Linked DNA regions of Mus musculus: all the other regions are linked to region 1. Evidence: chromatin loops called from intact Hi-C (ENCODE). Cell type or tissue: heart. All regions are shown on one strand. Links, peaks and the distances in the headings refer to the core of each region. The heading gives the core; the rest is flanking DNA. Region 1 overlaps Gm31493. Region 2 has its middle 72 kb from the start of Gm31667. Region 3 overlaps 4930523C07Rik (RIKEN cDNA 4930523C07 gene).

What was found. A loop is a pair of places that touch in the nucleus more often than their neighbours do. Peaks named below come from ENCODE experiments on the same cell type or tissue, not always from the same donor. Only the 100,000 strongest peaks of a DNase experiment are listed, where the experiment ranks them.
Region 2: it touches region 1 in a loop (2.0-fold over the local background); 6 of 42 quality-filtered maps call a loop at or near these places.
Region 3: a loop joins it to region 1, with 2.0 times the contacts of the local background. A loop is called at or near these places in 3 of 42 quality-filtered maps.

What each region holds. Positions count from the first base shown.
Region 1 is chr1:160,002,440-160,009,480 of GRCm38, reverse strand. The region is part of intron 1 of Gm31493; the gene reads left to right. Among named protein-coding and RNA genes, the nearest start is that of Gm31667, 19 kb to the left of the region's middle. In heart, for the core only: no CTCF peak of the experiment used is centred there; a DNase peak (open chromatin) is centred at 3,970.
Region 2 is chr1:159,949,191-159,956,231 of GRCm38, reverse strand. No RefSeq gene overlaps it. Among named protein-coding and RNA genes, the nearest start is that of Gm31667, 72 kb to the left of the region's middle. In heart, for the core only: no CTCF peak of the experiment used is centred there; no DNase peak of the experiment used is centred there.
Region 3 is chr1:160,058,247-160,065,287 of GRCm38, reverse strand. All of the region lies in intron 1 of 4930523C07Rik (RIKEN cDNA 4930523C07 gene), which reads right to left. Among named protein-coding and RNA genes, the nearest start is that of 4930562F07Rik, 16 kb to the left of the region's middle. In heart, for the core only: a CTCF peak has its summit at 3,087 (motif pointing right); no DNase peak of the experiment used is centred there; H3K27ac peaks cover 726 bases.

The sequences.
Region 1 (7,041 bases), core at 1,146-6,145:
GCTTTGAGTGGCTTTGAACAGCTGTGCACATCTGGGTCTTTGTGTAGAGACAATATGTGGGCAGAAGGGTATTTTTCTTGGTGAAAGTAGACTTTTTTTTTCTCACGGTCAATTTCATTTTTCTAACTAGAGTCAAATGCTTGATATGATAATTAAAAATACATCAAGTCATCCAGAGCGGTGCAGTTTTGTGTTTGGTTAGATGGCAGGATAATTGCCGACCCTTATCTTCAATTTTCAGACTTAAATCTCTTTCCCATTTAGTTTTAATTGGCTCCAGGCTTCCATCCATACTTAACTCCGAGTTCATTTGTCGCAATTGTTTTATGTGAACTAAATCCTTTTCCAGTGGATTCAGTACATCTAGGTATCTGACTCATCTTTGTTGTGTGGCTAATATTTTAAAAGTATGAAGCCAGGCTCTTGAGAATGGGAGGCATAAAAGTCTGTTGTCTGTTACTGCAAATGATCTCCTAGGCATCAACTTATTGAATCACATTTGAAAACCTCCCCTCTCTCTGAAAAGAAAAGATTTTATAGTTTTATTTTCTGTGCTCTTAAAACTCCAGTTGACTTTTCACAACTCTCATAGCATGTATTTTTGAACATTTAGGTCTTTTCACAATGATTTCTTCAATTTCCCAAGCTGCTGATTACTTGATGCGGCTTAAGGCTAGCTTGCCACCTTGGGCAGTGATGTTGATCCAGAACTCAGCATGATCCTGATCATTAGCTACCAAACAGTGATTAAAACATTTTCAGAGGTGGGCATGGAGGGGTTGGGAGGAAGTTAGAGATGTCTATAAAAGTTATGTATGAGCTTTTTTAGAAAAACACACAAAGATGCAGATAGTTTGGAGAAATTGGCAGATAGCTTGCAGTGGTGTGTAGTTTCTTTATTCCTTCCACCCAGGCTAAAACTACCTGAGTTAGACAACTTGGTGGCAGAGGCCTTATAATGTGGTCACAGTCTGAATTACCTACAAAATGATAGTGATACCACCACTGCTTTACAGCAAAGGTCCAGATATGGCAGTTTGTGTGTTAACTAAGGATATAAATGAAGGTTTACAGCCCAAAGGACTGCAAGACAGACCATGAGACAAATGAGTAAGTGACCTTAGAAAGAGAAACCAAAGTTTCTTCCTCTGTGTTCTGATGAGTTAGAATTAACGCGTCTGCCTTTGAAAGCTCAAGCCAAAGGATCGTGGTCCCACTGAACACCCAGCTATGCAAAGCAGGAGAGAAGGGCAAATGCTGTGAGAGAAGAGTGCAGAGAATCCCTGAGGGAGAGTGGGAGAGAGAAGCCTTGCTGTTGTACATGAAGGCCTGGCCAGTGAGAAATCCCCAGAGAATGTTTAGAAATGGGACGGCTAGTATCAGATGTTAGGTTGTCTGCTGTTGGTGGGAGATTGTAACCCATCCTTCATGACCTAAAAACCATCAATAAAAATTCTGCTAACGTGCCATGCCTGTAGAAATGATTGCTTTTAGGGGAAGAAGATAGGGCTAGGCGAAGAAGGTGCGAAATTATGGAGAGCAGAGAATAAGAATTCGGCAAGGGCAGGAAATTGGAGCCAGAGGTGAGAAAAGAATACCGGTTCCCTAGCAATTTTCAGAAATCTCAGGGCAGGTATTTGAATTTTTTTTCCTGAGGTCATAAAAATGGAGGTTTGTGCTAAACAGAAATATATTTCAAGGAATATAATGATCTCTGCTGATCCCTGAGCAACTCCGTTCTGAAGCATTTGACTTTCTAGAGCGGGTTTTTTTTTTTTTTACTCTGTCCCCATTGTTTGTTCTCCTTTGACTCTGGGCACAAAGGCACTGTGACCTTCAGAGATGGATCGTGCTGACCTTCTCTTAGTCTTCTGAGACAGTGACTGCCCAAGGAGAGGGAGACCTGGGAGCTTGCTTGAAATAAAGGTGGGGAAGGAAGGAGTTAACGCAGCACTAAGAGTAACATGGAGTAAAATAAAAATTTTGGTCAGTTGAAAAGTGTTTATGAAACTTCACTGAGTCTCCTACTTGGTCACATGTAGTACCTAGGAATAACAATACTGCTTTTATCTGGCAGACAAGAGCCTATCACAGGATGTTCGGGTGGGGAGTGGGGTGTTCAGCGAGAGATGGGAGAAAGGACTAAAGAAGGGGTACTAAGTTATAGTCAGATGGGAATGGAGAGTCCTTGTGTGCTGTTGAGGACCAGGTGGGTATAGATGGCAGCAATGCACTCTACATTTCAAAAAGCTTGAGGAGAGTGTTGGAGATAGGTATCTATTCATAAGCTGCTTTGAACATCATGCAAACAGGAGGCATGCGTGCAACCAGATAACCCACGGAAACTCCCTGACACATATAATATTTGTTTGTATGTCTCATGTAAAGATAAATTTAAAAGTCATTTGAGATTCAGACAGGAACATCAGTGAGTTTGAAACCAGCGTGGGCTATGTTGTGAGACTCTTGTCTCGAAAGCTAATTAATTAAAACTGTGAGGCTCTGATTTTCAGAGAACGTGAAACATGTTCTTGCCCAGCAATGTGATTGGGCAGAGGAGGGACAGGAGTGAGGCAGGGGTGGGGCAGGGAAATGGCACTATGTTAGTTCCTTCCTTTCACCTGGTGGCTAGCTAGGTTTGGCCCTGGGATTTAGTGTGTAGAGTTACACTGTTTCAATTGAGAATAGACTGCACAGCGGAGCACCCCTGCCTGCTAAGTATACCTTATGTGTGTTTTGACACTGCGCAGATATTCCTTCCTGAGGAACTCTTTGGTGCTTGTTAAAGGGACTCTATGGGAGGCTAGACAGAGAAGACTAATGCAGAGCCACAACGGGAGGAGTCCTGGAGGTAGAGCCTATAGATAAATACACTCATTTCCAGCTTAATTTGACCATATAGACCAACATTCCCAAACTCTTTCTCTAAGAATTTGATATGCAGTGGACTCTGGAGGTATGTGGTGTCTCCCTGCAGGGTGGGAGAAGATGGAGCTTTACCTGATGACCATGCCAAGTCTTATATTTCATTGGTGGTGTCTCTAGGGCTGCGTGGTTCTGTGGGAGTTTAGGAGAGGGGAAACAGAATCTGAAGGTGATGACTGTGTGTTGGGGCATCCTAATGAGAGCCTTTCACCCCTAGTGATTCATCTACCAAGCATTTATAGGGTGTAGGTAATATGCTAAGTACTGTGAACACAGAGATGAAAGTATGCAGACCCTGAAGGGATGGTGCTCACCACAGTTCTGTTCTGAATGTTGGTGGATTACACACACTGCGGTGGCTTTTGATGTTCACATGACTTGGTTCCATGACCTCTTCAGTTCATCAGCTACTTTGTCCTGTGCTCCTCTGTGCCGCAGACACGCTGGCCTCTTTGCTGTCATCAGAACACACCATCATGTGCTCCCTTCAGGGATTTTGGCAAAAAATGGTCTTCCTCATGACTTTCATTTACTCAAACATTACTTCATTCTGTTCTCTCTATTGACGGTGCAACTGGCTCTCTTCCAGTATGCCCACTCTTCCATCTTTCACTCTATTTTTGATACTATCTTTGTTATTACCTGATAGAATCTAAGGTCCAAGAGCACGAGAAACATTTCAAGCACACACCGGAGCATAACTGACAATAGCACTGAATAAGGGACTTGACCAAAGTCATCGCACACAGCTCTACATTTCTACAACAGGCCTTTGTCAGGCTTTGCTTGAGCTGAAATATTCCACCCTGCCTTGAGCATCATCCTTAGCCTTGTATCAGGAAGCCCTGTCAGGTGCTCCAAGTGACCCTACTGCATGAAGACCTTCCTTCCTGTGCTGCTGCTGGAAGACCAAAGCAGCCAAGAAGGAGAGGGGACATGTGACTTTGGTGGCAGATGTTTCAGGAGCACGATTTTCCTAGCTTTGTCAGAACTGAGCAAGGGGAAGTTCTTCAGAGGAGCCTGTCTTTTGTTTGGGATCCTGTTTGTAGTTTTCTAAATATGGCCTGAGTTCCACCCATGCATTTAGTTCTCCTGCTCCTTCTTGGCTTCTAGACACATGTGGCCACCATCTGGTCTCCCTGTCTTAATGGCTCAGGAATTCCGCCTCTTCCCAGGGTATCTCTGAAAGTCCCGATGAGTAAATATCTTTGCGTTCCACATCTTCAGGCCTTCCCCTGTCAGGTTTGATTGTTTTGCTGGTCAGCCATCTCTGGCCTTGTTCTAATAATTTCTCTAGAATTTCCATGGAGAAACCATGGTCTGGATTCCCCCAAACAGCTATTTCAGGGCCATATACATGTGATATATTTCACTGAGAACCTGGTCTGACCACAGGAAAATTAAAAAAGAAAAAGAGAGGAGTTTAGTACTTTATTCCATCATCAGGGTCTGTTGGTCATGCTTCTTCATGGGTGGGCACTATCTTTAGTTGGTCATCTCTCTTCTGAGGCCCAGCCTGATCCATCACTCCAGGACTGGATTATCTGACCTATGTTCTTCTCATATCTCATCATTATCAGAATGGATCTTGTTTTATTATTTTATCATCAATTTTGATGTAGTTACAGGAGTCCATGCCTCCAACACGACTGTGCTTCAATTGCTCTGATATAACAAAAGTTGGAACCATGTCTGTCTGGTGAACATCATATAGCTCTAGAGCCTTCAATACTATTGTTGGCACATAACTGTTTACTAGTAGACACTGCAGAATGAGTGGATAGCTCAGACTCCATCTAAAGGACCTGGTTTTCTATATTTTATGGGTTTTAAGAATCTAAGTCATGTATGATGGTGCATCTCTTTAATTCTAGCACCCAGAAGATAGAAGCAGGTGGATCTCTGTAAGTTTGGGGTCAGCCTGGTCTACATAGTAAATTCTAGGATATCCAGGGCTAGATAGAGAGACTCTGTCTACAGAAAAAAGCAAAACAATAATGACAGCAACAATAACAACAACAATAACCACACAGAAAAAACAACAATGACAATAACAACAAAATAGGAATCAATTCAAAATAAAACCACAAAAATATGTATTTTAAAGAACATTTCTCAATGTGGCAACTAATTTAAAATTTTTAAGATGTTGTATTGTTATATATAGCATATCGTTAGGATTATGGGTGCTCACCTTCCAGCCTGGGCTCATCACTGGAGGCCCATCTCAGATACTATGCTAAGCATCCTGGGGGTGGAAAGAAAGATGGTAAGACCTTTGAGGGGAAACTGATGCAACAGGAGGGAGGAGAGCTACCTTTTACTCACTCCCCCAAAGAGCTTCTCTCCTTGATAATGTCTTGGGAGACTCACCAAGATTTTAGGAGAGGATAGGGCACTGAGGAAGACAGAGCCCTAAGATCCAGAGAACTGGGGCTCTCATCCCCCTGTAATGTAGCAAGTTGTTTCAGAAAGGTTAGAATCAAGTGGACCTGTGGAGGGAAAGCAGTGCAGAAAGCAGGTACAAGCAGGAGGAAGCCCTGGCAGAAGCAACTCCAGAGCCCTACGGAAAGGTGTGCAGTGGTGACTGGAGAGAGGGAACCCATGGTCAGATTATAAAAAAATGTGTATAAAGGTGTATTGAATTGTACTGCTTTTTAAGAGTTTGCAACCATGGCACTTGGCACTTACAGCCTACTATCCGGATAAAGCTAAGGTGTCAGAGGACTCCGTGGGTCTGATGAGGGATTATCAGTGCCAACCTGATAGCCCCTCCACTGTGACCTCAATACTAACAATGCTTGAAGGGGGGTTCCTGATATCTGGGCCACAGCACTTGACCCTTTTTTGTACTCTGTGAGCCCATTTCTCAGTCTTCCTCTTTTCTTGTACTCCCTAGGGAGAAGGAAACCAGTTGGTTCAAGCTAGTAGACAGTTGGGCCTTTCATGAAGAGGATGTCTCACAGATGGCAGCCATGAGTTATATGCAGATTGATGCTGCTATCTAGGAGCAGTTTCTGGAGAACCAGTTGCAAATGTACCAGCCTTCTCCCTCGCTCTCCAGTCTTCTGGTCATAACCATAGAAATTCTAACTACTTGTGCATGGGATTGCTCTGTGATGGAATAGTGTCCATTTTCCCAAAGGAGGTGAGTGCATGCATGTGTACGCATGCACACACACACACACACACACACACACACACACACACAGAGGCAGTCTTTTTCTGTTTGTGTGTCTCTGTCTGTCTGTCTGTCTGTCTGTCTGTCTCTCTCTCTCTCTCTCTCTCTCTCACACACACACACACACACACACACACACACACACACTAAAAACATAAAGTTCCCACCATTGTCTTGGAACTAGCAAAACATAAGGCACATTGTTTGCTTGAGCCACGGAGGAAAAATAATGCTACCTCTTGATCGTCCCTTCTTCCACATTTCAAAAACCCTCCTCACTGCACATCCACTTCTTGGAATCACAGAGTGAGATGGGGTAGGAAGGAAGGTGCTCCAAGGTCTATTTGGAAATGGGTTGATAAGGAAACAGGCCTGAGACTGTGAGGCCCTCTTTGTTCCAAAATTCTGTATAGCTTTCTCATGAAGACTTGAGACCTGATCATGCCAATCATTGTTTGCAAGCTAAGGTGTGCTACAATTTGGACACTTCTGGGCACCTTCTGCAAGTTGGTCCCATGAGCTAAACAGGGACTAGGAGCCCTAGAAGACACCTCCTAAGGGAGCGGGAAGCAAATACTATCATCTTGGTCTAGGAACCAGGCCAAGACTTTGGAGTGAAAGAGTACTAGCCCAGTGTCTGTAATATAGGTTTGCCCTTATCCTGGCCTGGTGCCCCAGGAGAGGAGAAACATCAGAAAATGCATGTAAACACTACAGGACATAAGGTATGTGACAGTCTAGGAACACCTCATAATACCATGTAGGGAAGGAGCCATTCTCCATATTTTGTCACAGATACCTAAGTGCCTCATTGGGGTGGTGGTGAATGGCACTGGGAAGAGCAAGTGGTGCTGATTCTGGTGTTGGGGAGCACATATCAGACAACCCCTGTGGACTCGAATTGCTCTACTTGGTGGATTTTGGTCAGCTGGGCT
Region 2 (7,041 bases), core at 1,113-6,112, 53 kb after region 1:
AGGGTTGCAGGGGAGTGAGAGACCATGCCTCAAAAAAGCAAGGTGACTTGGTTTCTAAGGAACACATGGTTATCCTCTAGCCTACACACACACACACACACACTGAGAGAGAGAGAGAGAGAGAGAGAGACAGACAGACAGACAGACAGACAGACAGACAGACAGAGAGGAACTTGCGCCTGAACATGCACTAACACAGAATTTTGTTGTTGTTGAAAGAGGTAAACATTGTTCTTAAATGTAGCATTATATCCAAGTTAGTATCTTTATGTAGAAAAGGGAGATTAGGTGAAAACTAAGAAAATATGTTAACAAATAGCAAGAATGCATCTACATTGCTTCAATAATTACAATAAACACAGTAAATTCATGTAAGATGTTAATAATAAGGGAAATTGCTGTGAGGCAGTGGGGGCTCTACTGTATTTGCAACTTTTCTCTAAACCTGAAACTTTTACAATAAAGTCTCTTAATAGAGTTTCCAAAAGAAATAAATGTTGTAAATGTTACAGATAATATAAAAAGATAGTAATCTGGATAAAGTACAAACTCTAAATATATTTTGGCTATAAAGAAACATCTAAAATATGATAGCATTGCAAGGATAAAATTAAAAAAAAAAAGAAAAATGACATATAGGTGAAACCTAACCAAAAGGAAATGGGTACAGCTATTTTAAGATTAGAAAAGCTAAAATCCTGACTGGAGATAAAGGGGTTCACGAGAGAGAGAGAGAGAGAGAGAGAGAGAGAGAGAGAGAGAGAGAGAGAGTTTAAAAGTATGCATACCTTAATAACAGGACTTCTAAATAGTCAAGAAAATGAAACTTCAAGTGGAAATAGATACAACCATAAATCACGGTTTGTCATTTAATAACCCTCCCCATAACAAGCTGATAATATAAGCACTGGAATATAGGGTATTGAACAACATGGTGGAAACTTTTGACTTCATTGATATATATCGTCTTGACCAGCATAGTGCATGCAATATTTAAAAGTATAAGGGATATTTACCAACAGTGGTTATGTTATGAGACATAAAGCAAGTCTTAGTGAAATCTTAGAGGACACTCTTATTTGTTTATCTTTTGACATAGGGTCTCACTGTGTAGACCAGGCTGGCTTTGACTCACAGAGATCCACAGGCCTCCCCCTCCAGAGTTCTGGGATTAAAGGCATGTGCCACCATGGCTGATTAACAAAATCTTAGAAGTTGAAAACTATAGTGTGACCCTTCTGAGTACTATTCAAATAAGCTAGAAATCAATAGTAAAAGTGATAACCAAAAGAGTTAGCATCTAGTTAGAATCAGAAAGTGCTCCTGAGAAATACAGGTCCTTATAGAATTTAGAAAACATTATTATAATAAAGACATTATAATAAAAATATTGCAACCCAAAATGTGTGAGAATTGTGTTACTAAACTTTTTACATAATTAAAAAGTTAATCAAACACAGCAGTATGAAGGCACCAGCACAGCTTGATGATTTTATCTCAAGAGTACAATGTTTTAATGTAGAAAATGTATTGTGTTTTTATATTATACTACATTACTAGATGTATGGAGGGAAATTATATAGTAGCCTCAATGGGAGCAAAAATTGTCATCATTTACTGTAAACTTTCAGCAAACTGTTAGTAAAAAGGAATTTGTTAAAAATAAAATGAGGAGAATCTTCAACAAGGAAGGGGGTAGAGAAAATATTACTCATAATGGTTAAACTTCAAAAACATTCTCTTTTAAATAGACACTAAGATAGGAAGATACCATAGAAAGGGCAGTGGATATAGAGAATAATGATATATATACATTGACATGACACAATCAAACCCATTTTTGCATATGCTGACCCAAAAATTAATGGAAAAGGAAATAATCTAGAAAAGATAAGAATGGTGGCTCTTAGCACTTTTCCCAACCTTATTCTAAAGCCTAAAGAGTCCAGCCAATGAAATACACCCCAAAAATATATGTAGCTCAGATAGAACCAAACCCCTAACATTGCATTATTCAAAAATATAAATACTGTAGAGAGTTTTGTAGACTCTCAGCATAAATTATCAGAATTAATAAATTTAGTAACATTGCTAGAGACCTCATATAAAAAGTTCTATTATATTTCTGTATGTCAGCAACAGTTAGAAAATAAAAAATTTACACACAAGATTATGTGAAGTACTGCTTTAATAATTTACAATGTTATGAAACACTTTGTAAAAGGGAGTAATTTACAAGGCTGTGGGACATACTGAGTCTGCCATTCAGTGGATGTATCAAGAATTCAGTACCTTGAGAAGTCTTCACATGGACCAGACCTTAGGGTTGCCTTTTTGCCATGAACCCTTGGATGAGGCCCCTTCCTCTGGAAAAAGCTTCAAGTGTGTTTATTACTTGCAATAGTAGATCAGGGGATTTCCCAAGGCTGTTGTTCCTTGACTGTAAAGTCTAGCCACTCCGTGTATGTATCATCCACCAGGCAGACTTGGGTTGAGGAAAGCCAAAATGCAGGCTGCTTGCTCTGCATGGGTAATAGCACTTTCATCTCTGCAGGAGCTTCCTGTCTCCTGCCAGCATCATAGAGCAGAAATAGCACAACTTCTTAGCTTGTAAGTAGTGTAAAATCAAATCTCACCCCCAAAAAGTACCCAGCAGTTAATCTAATAAAAGATGGGTAAAATCTCTTAGAGGAAAAACTACAACCCTTCACTGGGAGACATTAGAGAAGTCAGGCAAGCTGAGGGATTCTCAGTGACTGGAGCACTCAACATAGTGAGGAGGCTTCTGACTCTGAGTTGATATACAGATTCAATATTACAGATATTTCATAGATTAGATAATTAATTTGGATATGTACAGTCATGAGCAGTCACACTTATATGACGAAAAAAAAAAAAGTCTTGTCATGTAGGTATCACAGATTATCTTAAAACCACAATAGTACCAATGGTGTGGTACTGAGGACAAGGTTGGCAGAAAGGCAATATGAGAAAGGTGACGTTGAAGAACTATTGTGGTAGATTTTCAAATAAATCATAACGAGATAATATCCTGTGAATATGAAAAGAAGTGAGGGGGAAAAAAGCAGAGTCAGAATAAAGTTGGGCTTCTTATACTGTGTTGTAGTAAATAGAATTGTATGGTTAAATCAGGCCAATAGAGGAGACATCATGTAAGTATTCTCAAAACAAAACAAAACAAAACAAAACAAAACAAAACAAAAAAACCACACACATAAAACCACCCAGGTAGATAAAAAACCCAAAATGTGACAGCAAAGTCACAAATCTGTTGAAAGTAGGAGAATAGATTCACGTTTCAGGTTTAAAACAGACCATCAAACAATTACTGTGTGAGTACCCTGGAACCAGAAAATAATTTTTATTAAAGACACCATAAAGGAAGAAAGGCAAACCCAAGCCACAACGAGATCTCTGCAATGCACACGACTGACAAGCGCTTCCTGTGCAGATGTCCAAAAATAACTCCCGTCAACAAGAAAGCGACAAGGAGCCCAGTAGAAATGCCTTAATGAGTTACCCAGATCTTCCAAATTTGACATATTTTATTATACAATATCAGGAAGGCACATTCTCAACATCACAGTGATCTCATCAGACAAGTTCTTAAGTATTAGGGAGCTGTCAAGCCTACTGTGGCAGATATACGATTTTCAACATTCTAATTTTCTCGGGGAGCTCAGATTGGATCACTGGTGAAAAAAAAATCAAATACTGTTGATTATTCTCCTTGAAGTGACAGGCTCAGTTGGTTCGTTTTTTTTGAAGAAGTGTCTGCCAAATACCCAATCTAAAACACCATAGTTTGCCTGTCATTTGTGCCTCCAAGTGAAAATGGTGTTTATTTCAGAAAACACAGCTAGCACAGCTGGCGACTCAGACAATCGCACAGGTTACTTTTTATGCCCCCTGTGAGAATTGTTCTGCTTGGGCAGGCTGTAGATGTGTGTCCACATTATTCTTGCTTGCTCATATCATGGGTAAGAGATGCCTTCTGGGTTACAATTTTACTTCTTTATTAAGGTTACTCTTTTTTAAATTTTCTTTTCCTGTCCAAGACAGTTTCTCTCTATTATATAGCTCTGATTGTCTTGGAACTCACTATGTAGATGAGGCTGTCCTGGAACTTGCAGAGATCTGATTGCCTCTGCCTCCTGAGTGAGTGCTGGGGTTAAAGGGATATCCCACTATGCCAGGCTCAGGGTCATTCTTAAATAAAACCAACATTTGGATGTTTTCTCTTCAAGTAAAGAATATAATCATTTTAAGTCTGTTGTCATTGCCTTGGTCCGTGCTAAGAGCCCTGATGTTGGGCCCACTATTAGTACAAATGTCAAAACAGTGAAGTCACACCATAAGTTACTTGAGCATAGTTTATGGGCTTCCTGAAGATGTGGCTTTGTAGCGCTTGACAATGGCTCCCCTAGGTGGGTGATTTCTCCAGCATCTACAACATGGTGGCAAGAATGGTACTTGAAATCCAGGTGTTTTTGGCTCAGTTTTCAGCAGTGGAATGACACAGAACCATTCTGGCTGATCTGGTAATATGGGTACTTTTTAACCTTTTTTTTTTTTTTTTTTTTTTTTTGAGACTTGTCAGGTTTAAAACTTGCTTTGTAGAGCAGGTTGACCTGGAACTCACAGATATAGAGCCACTCAACACTGCCTCTTAAGTGCTGGGATTAAAGGCTCACACCCCAATGCCAGGGTAACATGAGCACTCTCTTAACATATCCTACTTGGAAATATGTCGGCAGGTCCTTAGAAATGAATGTAGTAAGGCCAAAAATGTGGGGTGGGGGGAGAAAGGCCATGTTTCAACTTTTTCTTAAGCACCACCCTCTTACCTCTTAAAAGACTGGCCAAGATGTCATTAACCTATTCGTTACACCATATAATATACTTATTTTATAGGTTAAAATGTTTTTAGTGTTTTAAACTAAGGTTGACCTGAGGATGTCTCAGAACTTAGAGTCCTTAGAACATGAATTAATTGAATGCTTTATTCGGAAGGGTTCCTCAGGAAGATGGTTCAGCCTCAGCCGATCTGTGCAGTGGAGATGTAGTCTACCACTGGTGAGCGACTGGCCACGTTAAAATACAGCAGTGTCTGAATGCTACCTAGTCAAGCTGTTTCTGATGCTAATTTCTGGTTTTATCCACAAATACTGCTGCCCCTGTTTGCAGCAAAGTTCTCGGAACTTCATTTGGCTCTGAAGGCTGCCTAACTTGCCTTTATTCAAATTCTGTTCAATTTAATGTATGTGAACTTCTTCTCTTGAAAATTCCAAATAACAGAAACTGGCTTTAACAAGGAAACAACAGCAACCAAAAGGTGGGGACGTATTCAAACTCCAGGTCAGAGCTGACCCAGCCTCTTTGCAATGTAATCAGAGCCCAGCTTTTCCTGCTGTCTTGGTTTAACCTCATATAGTATCGGCTTCCTGCTGAGCCTGTTTTGTTTTCGTTTTTCATTAAAAGAAATGTATGCCATTGGCTCTAAAGGCTTCACCCACACACCACAAAATTCATAGGTAGTTAGAATATCATTTCTCAAGGCCAACCAAAAACATTTAGTGTAATATTTTTGGACCTATTTGGGACATGTGGTCACCACTGGACTGGTAATTGTGCTGATTGGTTTAGGCCTGGACAACTGTGTCCCTAGGTCATATTTGTAAAGGAGGTATGGTCTTTCCTCACTTTCCTCAAAGGGATTCCTTGGTTTTAACTGGGGCGGGAGGATTGCAACTGGCATCTAGTTGGTAGAGCCAGAGGTCATACGAAACATCCCACAGTGCACAGAACCTCCTGTCCTGTTGCTTATAATGCCATGTAGAAACCACTGTATGATCACAGAGAATTGTCTCGTTCAGAATGTCAGTAGTGCCAAGAATGGGAAATGCAATCCCAGAGGAAGATGTCAAATTCAGGGTGAAACTGGAGCAAAGGGAAAGAAAATGGACATGGGGAAACAAGCATCAAGTCTTCACACACACATTTCCCAGGCTCTAGGCCACTAGAGAGTCTTTCCTTTGGAAACTCAAGGATCATTTGTCTAGTCTCAAACCCCACTTGGGAAAGCAGAACTCATTTTTTCCTTTTCATTAGAAATATGAATGGGATTGAAGTGTTGTTGATTGAATAAGTATGGTAATATCTGAAGTAGGAGTTTATATAAACTTACCTTAGGTAGACCTAAGAATTATGATTTCTCCAAATTATTATGTTGTCTGTGGTTTCATTGCCTCCCACGTCACCAGCTAGATATGAAAGAAGCTGACTCCATGCTCACATCAAACTCTCTTATAATACTAGATTCTGTGAGATGGAGCTCCCAAAAGATTTGCAGAGATCTGCATGGTACTTTTCTCTACAAGCAAGAGAAAGCCCAGACTGTTGGAAATATCCTCTCAATCCATCCTGCTCCCTAGACATGGTATTTTTCATTTTGACTTGAATTCGTAGGGGGGAAAGGAGGCAAGGAACTTAAAATGCCTTTACCATTTTTGTTTTGGCTTCTTTTTGAGTCATCTTGAATGTATATCCCTGCCTCTTCCCATAGCTATTCCACAACAAGTTTTACCCATTCTATTTAAATCCCTGCATCAGGGTCTTATACGTAGTCCTAGCTGGCCTGGAACTTACTATGTAGACCAGGCTAGCCTTGAACTCATTCAGATATGCCTGCCTCTGCTCCTGTGCTGAGATTAATGACCTCAAGCTGATCGTATAGTCCTGAGTCCTCGCTTTGGCTCTCTTAGCACCATCTGGCACAGCTGATCTTTCTTTGCCTTGGTTCTTCCTGGTTTTTAGGCCTTCTGGATTTCTTCTCACTTCCCTACCCTTTCCTTTTCATGTTCTTTTTTCCTTGGCCTCTTGAAGTTGGAGTTCTCCACTACTAATTCTAATCCCCAGGCTTGCCAGGAAGAAAACAGCCCAAGATGCAATACCAGAAATAATAAGCCAATACAAAGAATATATTACGGAAGTTAGCTCTTTTGATGTTACTTCAACTGA
Region 3 (7,041 bases), core at 1,100-6,099, 56 kb before region 1:
CTTCCTCCTTCTCATTGTCTTTTCTTTTTCCTCCTCTTCTTCCTCCTCTTTTATCCTCTTCTTGTCCTTCCTCCCTCACATTGTCGCCTTCCTTTTCTCTTCTCATCCCTAACTACATGATTCCCTGTTGGTGGAGCTGTACCTGTTTAAAGCCCGACTTCCTCGACTTCCTCTTTTTTGTCTGGATACTCTGTTTCAATGCCCAGATTTGGGCAGGTAGCTATGTGAATGAATGAAGTTAACCCAGGGGTTCTGAAAAAGCACATGAGATCCTGACTGGACAGGAGTCAGTCATTCGAGCCGCTGGGGAGGAAGTACTGACTGGAGCCTGTAAAAGGTGAGCAGTGTTCACGGCTAGAGCTGAGCTTTGATGATAACTGCCCACCCATTTAGCACTGTCCAGTCAGATACTCCGGCCACAAAATTCATTTGAGAGGGAAATAATGACCAAGAAAATCCCATTATCAGGAAAGCAGTAGGGAGTGGTGTATGTTTTATCAGCTCCTAAATGATCACCTACTACCACGTGCTCAGTTACAAAGAGCCCATTGTAGCTGGGACTTCCAGATAACAAGGGGCCCTTTCCTAATTGCTATATACTCTATTTCAGGTTCAGCAGGAAAGAAAATTAAAAAGCTCCATTTCACTTCAGGTTCAAAGGAGTCAATCTCTCAATCAATCAGGTATTAATTAAGCTATGCTAGGACTTACAGGGAAAGTCAGAGATAGCCTCTTCTTGAAGATGATACCAGGGAAATAATTAGTGAATGATTTAGGAACAAAGAAAAGAGTTTAAAATGGGTTTTATTTGAACTTTCTTTGATTTTTCTATTATGTGAAAAACTGAAGGTCCGTAGTCTCCAATTCCTTGATTTTTTTCTTTATTTTTCACTGTCTTGATCCTCCCCCCCCTTTTCTGCTCATACTAATTGTGTTATCTCCAAAGGGTTTGTGCCTTGGACCCAGAAAACAGCTCATTCGTCTTGGTCTGCTCTTAGACACACTTCCTGGGAAGCATGTCTCTCTGATTCCTTGGAACGTCCAGCTGTGCTCATGTGGAGAACACAGCATCTCCAGCCTTGAGCAAGTTATAAGGAAGATGCTTCCTAACCGCTCTTCTCATAAGCCAGGAAATGTATAGGCAAGGAAGGACCTCGTCTCTGCTGCCATCATGGTAGAGGGTCTGGGAGCATTCATTCCCATGCTTTAGGTTCAGATTGTCCCTCTGGCAAATATGCCTTAGAGGGTGGGGTGTTTATCCATTGTGCTACAGTATTTGTCCCCAAGTCTAGCACAGTGCCTGGTGGAATGTGGACTGCCAGGATCTTCTGAGTGGCTTACCAGAGAACACATTTCTAGGTGGAAGGAGTTGGATGATATGTGAAGCACGTACTACACCTCATGCAGTGGGTGCCTTAAAATTACCTTGAGCATAGTATTTATGGCATCCTTTTGTTAGGAAATCTTTCTGCTCAGATCTCTGTTTGATCTGTTTTCCACTGAATTGGTTTAAAAGGTGCATTAAGCAGCTCCCAGGAAATCAGGGCAGGGACAGTTGGCCCTTTCTCTCTGCTATCTTGGTGTCTTTATTCCTATCCATCCCTGACTCTGTTCCCTCCCTTGGCCCTCCTGACCTCCAGGGTCACTTTTCCTGGGGGATTTGTTTTGTACATCAGTACCAGCCTTTCTCTTCTTTGTTTCAGCCAGAATACCTACTTGTTTTCATTTGACCCAGCTTCTGACTTAGATACTTCAGAAGGCCAAAGCCTTCAAAGAGAGCACTGGCAAATGTCTTAGGACCTCAGGAGAATAGGTGATCTGTAGAATCAGATGCCACCATTTGTTGAGTTCTTACTAAGTGTACAGCTCTCTCCTCCCTATCTTTCTGTGTATGTGTTATCAAGCCTTTATATTAAGGTTTAATTCAATAACTCAAGTTAATCATTTTTATTTCCATCAAGGGAACTGAGGCCATCAGAGATTAAGAAATAGGTCCAAAGCCTTGGAGCTACCAAAGGGCAAAATGAGTTTCAATCTAATCCCAGCAGAAGGCAAAGGTTCGTCTGTAGCTCCTCTGTTCTGTGATCACCATTCTCAGGAGACCAAGGACTTCAGTTTCTGGGCCTGTTTTGTTCGGATGATGGGTTCCCACCCAATAATTCCCTGGAATATGTGAGAACTCCTGCATGTGCCACATCCTGTGGAAAACTCCTGATGATATGTATGTTGTGATTTTTATTTTATTTTTATTTATTTCTTTTTGGTTTTTCGACTCAGGGTTTCTCTGTGTAGTCCTGGCTGTCCTGGAACTCACTCTGTAGACCAGGCTGTCCTCGAACTCAGAAATCTGCCTGCCTTTGCCTCCCAAGTGCTGGGATTAAAGGCGTGCGCCACCACTGCCTGGCTATGTTGTGATTTTTAAAGAGTTCACACTTTCTTTTTTTTTTCTTTTTTTTCAGATTGTCACTAACTTTTATTTCCAAAGTTATTTAGAAAATGAATAATTACAACATAAGCAATATTTCGTACATGCACATGCAACTATTTTGTAAGAGTGAGATATGTATCCTTTTATATCTAAGTATGAATTGAAAATATCTAGGCAGTCAGTTTCTTCTGTACCATAGACTGGGTTGTAACCTGTGATTCTTATGCCTCAGCCTCTTGGTTATAGGAATTACTGCATATATACGGCCACTAACCATACAGAATTTTCATATAAAATGTTTGACTGTGCAACTGGCTGTAAAGAAGATACAGAACACCCATTAGATTATTCGAGAAGTCTTCAAAACTTAAAAACACAGAGTAAGCGAGGAACAATGCAGTAGCAAATAGAATTTGGGATATTGATGGTTGCAGAGCAAGGATTTGCTTCCCACTTTCTAGTTCCTAGCAATGAAGTTTGCAGTCAGGGAAAGGAGGAAGAATTCTATTTTTTCACACAATTGCTTAGGGACCCATGTTAGTAGAAGACTCATGATACCACAATGTACTCTCTGGGTCAGGGTAGGGGTTGGATATTTTTAATCATGTATTTGTGCGTTTGCCTACTCTTCTATGTGCTGTGCACTTGCAGTGCCCACAGAGGCCAGAAGAGGGCATCGGATCCCCTAGAATAGGAGTCACAGGTGGCTGTGAGCCTCCTGAGGTAGGTGCTAAGAACTGAATTTAGGTTCTGTCTCCTCAAGATAAGGGGGCACTCTTTAGCTCTGCACCATCTCTTTAGCCCTAAACTATACATCAGTAGGGGGGACCTGGATTTGAGCCAGGGCCTTTCTAATGTTCTATACCTCCTGAGGGCTTGGATTTTAACAAGACCACACATGGCAGGAGGGAAGTTCAATCCAACACCACATATGTCAGAAGACAACAGTTCTCCAAGGCATGAGACTCCATGATAGGCATAATGTCCACTTGCATTTCAAGAGTTGTACCCAGCACACTTACGTCTTAATATGAAGATGACTAATCACATTTCCTTTTCTCTTATATAAAATCCTCAATTTTTAGCTAAGTTTAATATTGAGCTGTACTAATTTCTCATGAAGGCACAGTCTGTGGAGCTTTAAAAAGGCCAGAGTTCTCTCTGATACCCGTTTCATCTATTCCTGTTCACTACCTGGTCCCTGGAGGCATTTAGAGCCTGCAACCTGAATTCTAAAATTCCTGGAGTAGGAATGACACTGCATGTTCTCTTTGCTATCATCTCTGTACAGAGAACCACACAGCAGCGGGGAAATACAGATGAGGACAAAAGGCCAGCCAGTCTTACAGCAGGCACCTCCTCATTGGCTGTGCTTGGTCTCTGGTTGATCAGTCGAATGATAAAGCTGAGGGAGGTTTACAGAAGACTTAGCACATATGGAGATATCCCCAGGCTCTGTGCAGAATGCTGGTAGCGCGGCAAAGTAGAGAGAATGCTAAGCTAGGAGCCAGAGGAACCAGGTCTACTTCCAGTTCAGTTGTCCTCATGTCTTTGACCCTGGACAACATCAGCTAAGCTTTCTGGAGCCCCGAAGGGCAAAGTGAGGTTTCAATCTAATCCCAGCCTCTCCCTTGTCTGAGAAATGAGATTATTACCTGCCCTGGATATTCCTCAAAACTCTTGTGAAGAACAAAAAAGACATGAAAGAGAACACCAAGGGAGGGGGAGGGACCCATAATCTAAATGTCACAAAATGGAATTTTAAGGAACTGCATTTAAAAGATGGAATTAAATGTAGAATTAGAACCCTAAGTAGGGTAGGGATTCCCCCCCCCCCGCACCCCCTCCCAGGTCTCTATGAATCCCAGTCATCAGGAGCTGTGCTTCCAAGGTCGAGGGTCCATGAGTGCACACGGGTACCACTCATACTTTTCTGTACATCCAATCTGATCACATCCTTGTTTGAGTCCTCCAAAAATCTGTAGTCATGGTTACAGCGAAAGACCTCAGTCACTCAGCTCTCATTTTTATGATTCACAAGTGTTTTGGTGAAAGTTTGGAGCCAGTTTTTGTGGGTGTGGTAAAGTAGCTAGGTGAGGTTTTATTTTTGGAAGGCTCAAGCCTCTGAGGTCATCTGTGAGTTAGGAGTGGCTAGGGGCGGGATGGTGCTGTTTTCTGTTCCATAAATAAAGGGAGAGAGCTCAGCTCCTGGGCGACTCCAGCCACTGCTGCTTAAGTCTTCCAACGTCATATCCTTTAGGAGGAAAGAGTGCTTTTTGAAAAAGCAAGTGGATGACCAAATATGTACGCGATTCAAGGACTCCTGCACAGGTGGCAATTAGAAGATAGACCTTACATTAAAAAGTTACATAATTCTTCTTAATTCCAGAGTATTTAGAGTTCTGCAAACGGCTGCACTTACAGAATGACAGAATGATTTCTTTATCTCTGTGGTGATGGGGGAAGGGCTTACAGGCTGGAAACTAATGGTGTGGCAAAAATGTACAATTATGTGACTTGAAAGCAGTACAGATAGGGTTCTATTTTCCTTCCCATTTCCTCCCTTCATTTAATGTTAACGGAAGTTCAAGGCAATTAAAAGTCAAATGCTACCTTATTACAGTGTCAAGGCTTAAAATGTCCAAATCTGGGGGAATGAGCAGAGAGATTGCCATTTCAATAACAACTCATCCCTGTGGAATGTGTAGCATAGGATGATGTTTCTGAGTCACCAGGCTTTGGGTCATAGCCTGGGGCTGTGTCCTCACCTGTCCTCTGCATGGGTGTAAATTTTTGTTTCTAACAGCACATGGAGACCTCTTCCTTTTGATCATCTTAGTAATAGTTGATAAATGCAAATGAACATATATTATTGACCTAAGATATTGAATACCACCAAGTGTCAGATGAAAAGCATCTTTTGAAAAAAAAAAAAGCATCTTTTGCCCTACCTTTCTGGGATCCTTTCTTCCAAAGATGTAACATTTCTTTAGTCTCAAATGTAGCTGACTCCTTGTTAACTCTACCAGTTTAACCCCTTCCCTGATCTACTCTGTATACCAAACGTATGCCTCCTCATGTCCGAAATGCCTTTTCCAAAGGCGAAGACAGTTACAGGAGTCCTCCTTCACCTAAGGCCCCACTTTTCTCAGCTCTAATACCCTGCCATCAAAAAACATTAGTGAGAAAATTCCAGAAATACACAATTTACAATTTAAACTGTATGCCATTCTGAGGATTATCATGACAGCTTGCACTGGCCAGGTTGTACTACTCAGGATATGAACACTGTATATGCTACCCATATGTTACTCCCTTGGTAGCTTCCTGGGTTACAAGATTGACTGCCTAGGTATGGTGATAGTATGTTCAAATAACATTCACTTAGTAATAGACTTATATAATGAAGTCCTTGATGCTTGCCATCTTACTATAGTATATATTAAACTATTTTGGTATATTATGATTACTTTACTTTATTATTTTTACTGTCCATGTTTTACCACAAGAAATTTATAAACTAGAATTGACTGCAGGTATAGATAGACAGAAGATAGATTAAAAACAGGCTCACACACTCCTCCTTACCTTCATCTCCTCACCTACCACTTGTTCCAGATGTTTTAGATGGTGCAGGAGGCTAGGGACCTCAGATCTTACTATCCCTGGACGTTCTGTGGTGTGGCCACAAGGGTGACCTTTCTGGAGGCTGTGTATCAGCCTTTAGATTTTTATCTTTCTTTGGCACTCAGAAGCATAGCTCGTTAGATCAGCTGTCATGCCATTGGGTCTTGAAGGAATGGGAGGAACACAGGAACATCTGACAGAGGAGACCAGCAGGAACTGTGGGTCTGTTCCTCCTGTGAGAAGGCAGGAGTGGCTCCTGGGGATGAGGCTTGGTTTAGAGCAGCAAGGGAGGGAAATATTTTGTAGTGCTGACCCAGGTGAGCAGTAATCTCCACGTGGGAGGTCTGTGGGGTCCAGGTCTTCAGCTTAGGTTTTGATTTTTCCCTGGTTTCATTAACTTATATTCTTGTGAAGTTTTATGAGTCAAAAATCAAAATCCACCTAATGGACAGTTTAGGAGCCACAAACTCACAGACTGATGCATGAAGAGGCGGTGTGACTTACTAAGTATGTGTTGTGAGACAATCACTAGTTGCTCTGGGCCTTGGTTTCTTTATCTCCAGCAAGGGGATAATCTAGAAGAATACACTCGGAAGTCAGAGTAGGCACTGTTTCTTTAGAAGATGACTGGTGACATGGGCTGATTTTCATCTTAATCCTTTGGAGCAGGTCTAACAATACTAGATGATATTTGTGTACTAAAGACAGACACACTATCAGCTGGATGTGAAGACCTTTTCACAAGGTCCTTCAGGTGAAGCAGGTAATTCATATGAAATACACCTCAACTTCTAAATATCGAGTCATCTGGTAGATGACGGCACATGACAAACTACAGTTGCGGCAATAAGGACAATAGCAACAACAATAACAGCAGCAACAACAGGAACAGCAGCAGCAGCAGCAACAACAAAAACAATAACAGCAACAACAACAGCATCAGCAACAGCATCAGCAGCAACAATACAACAGCAACAGCAGCAACA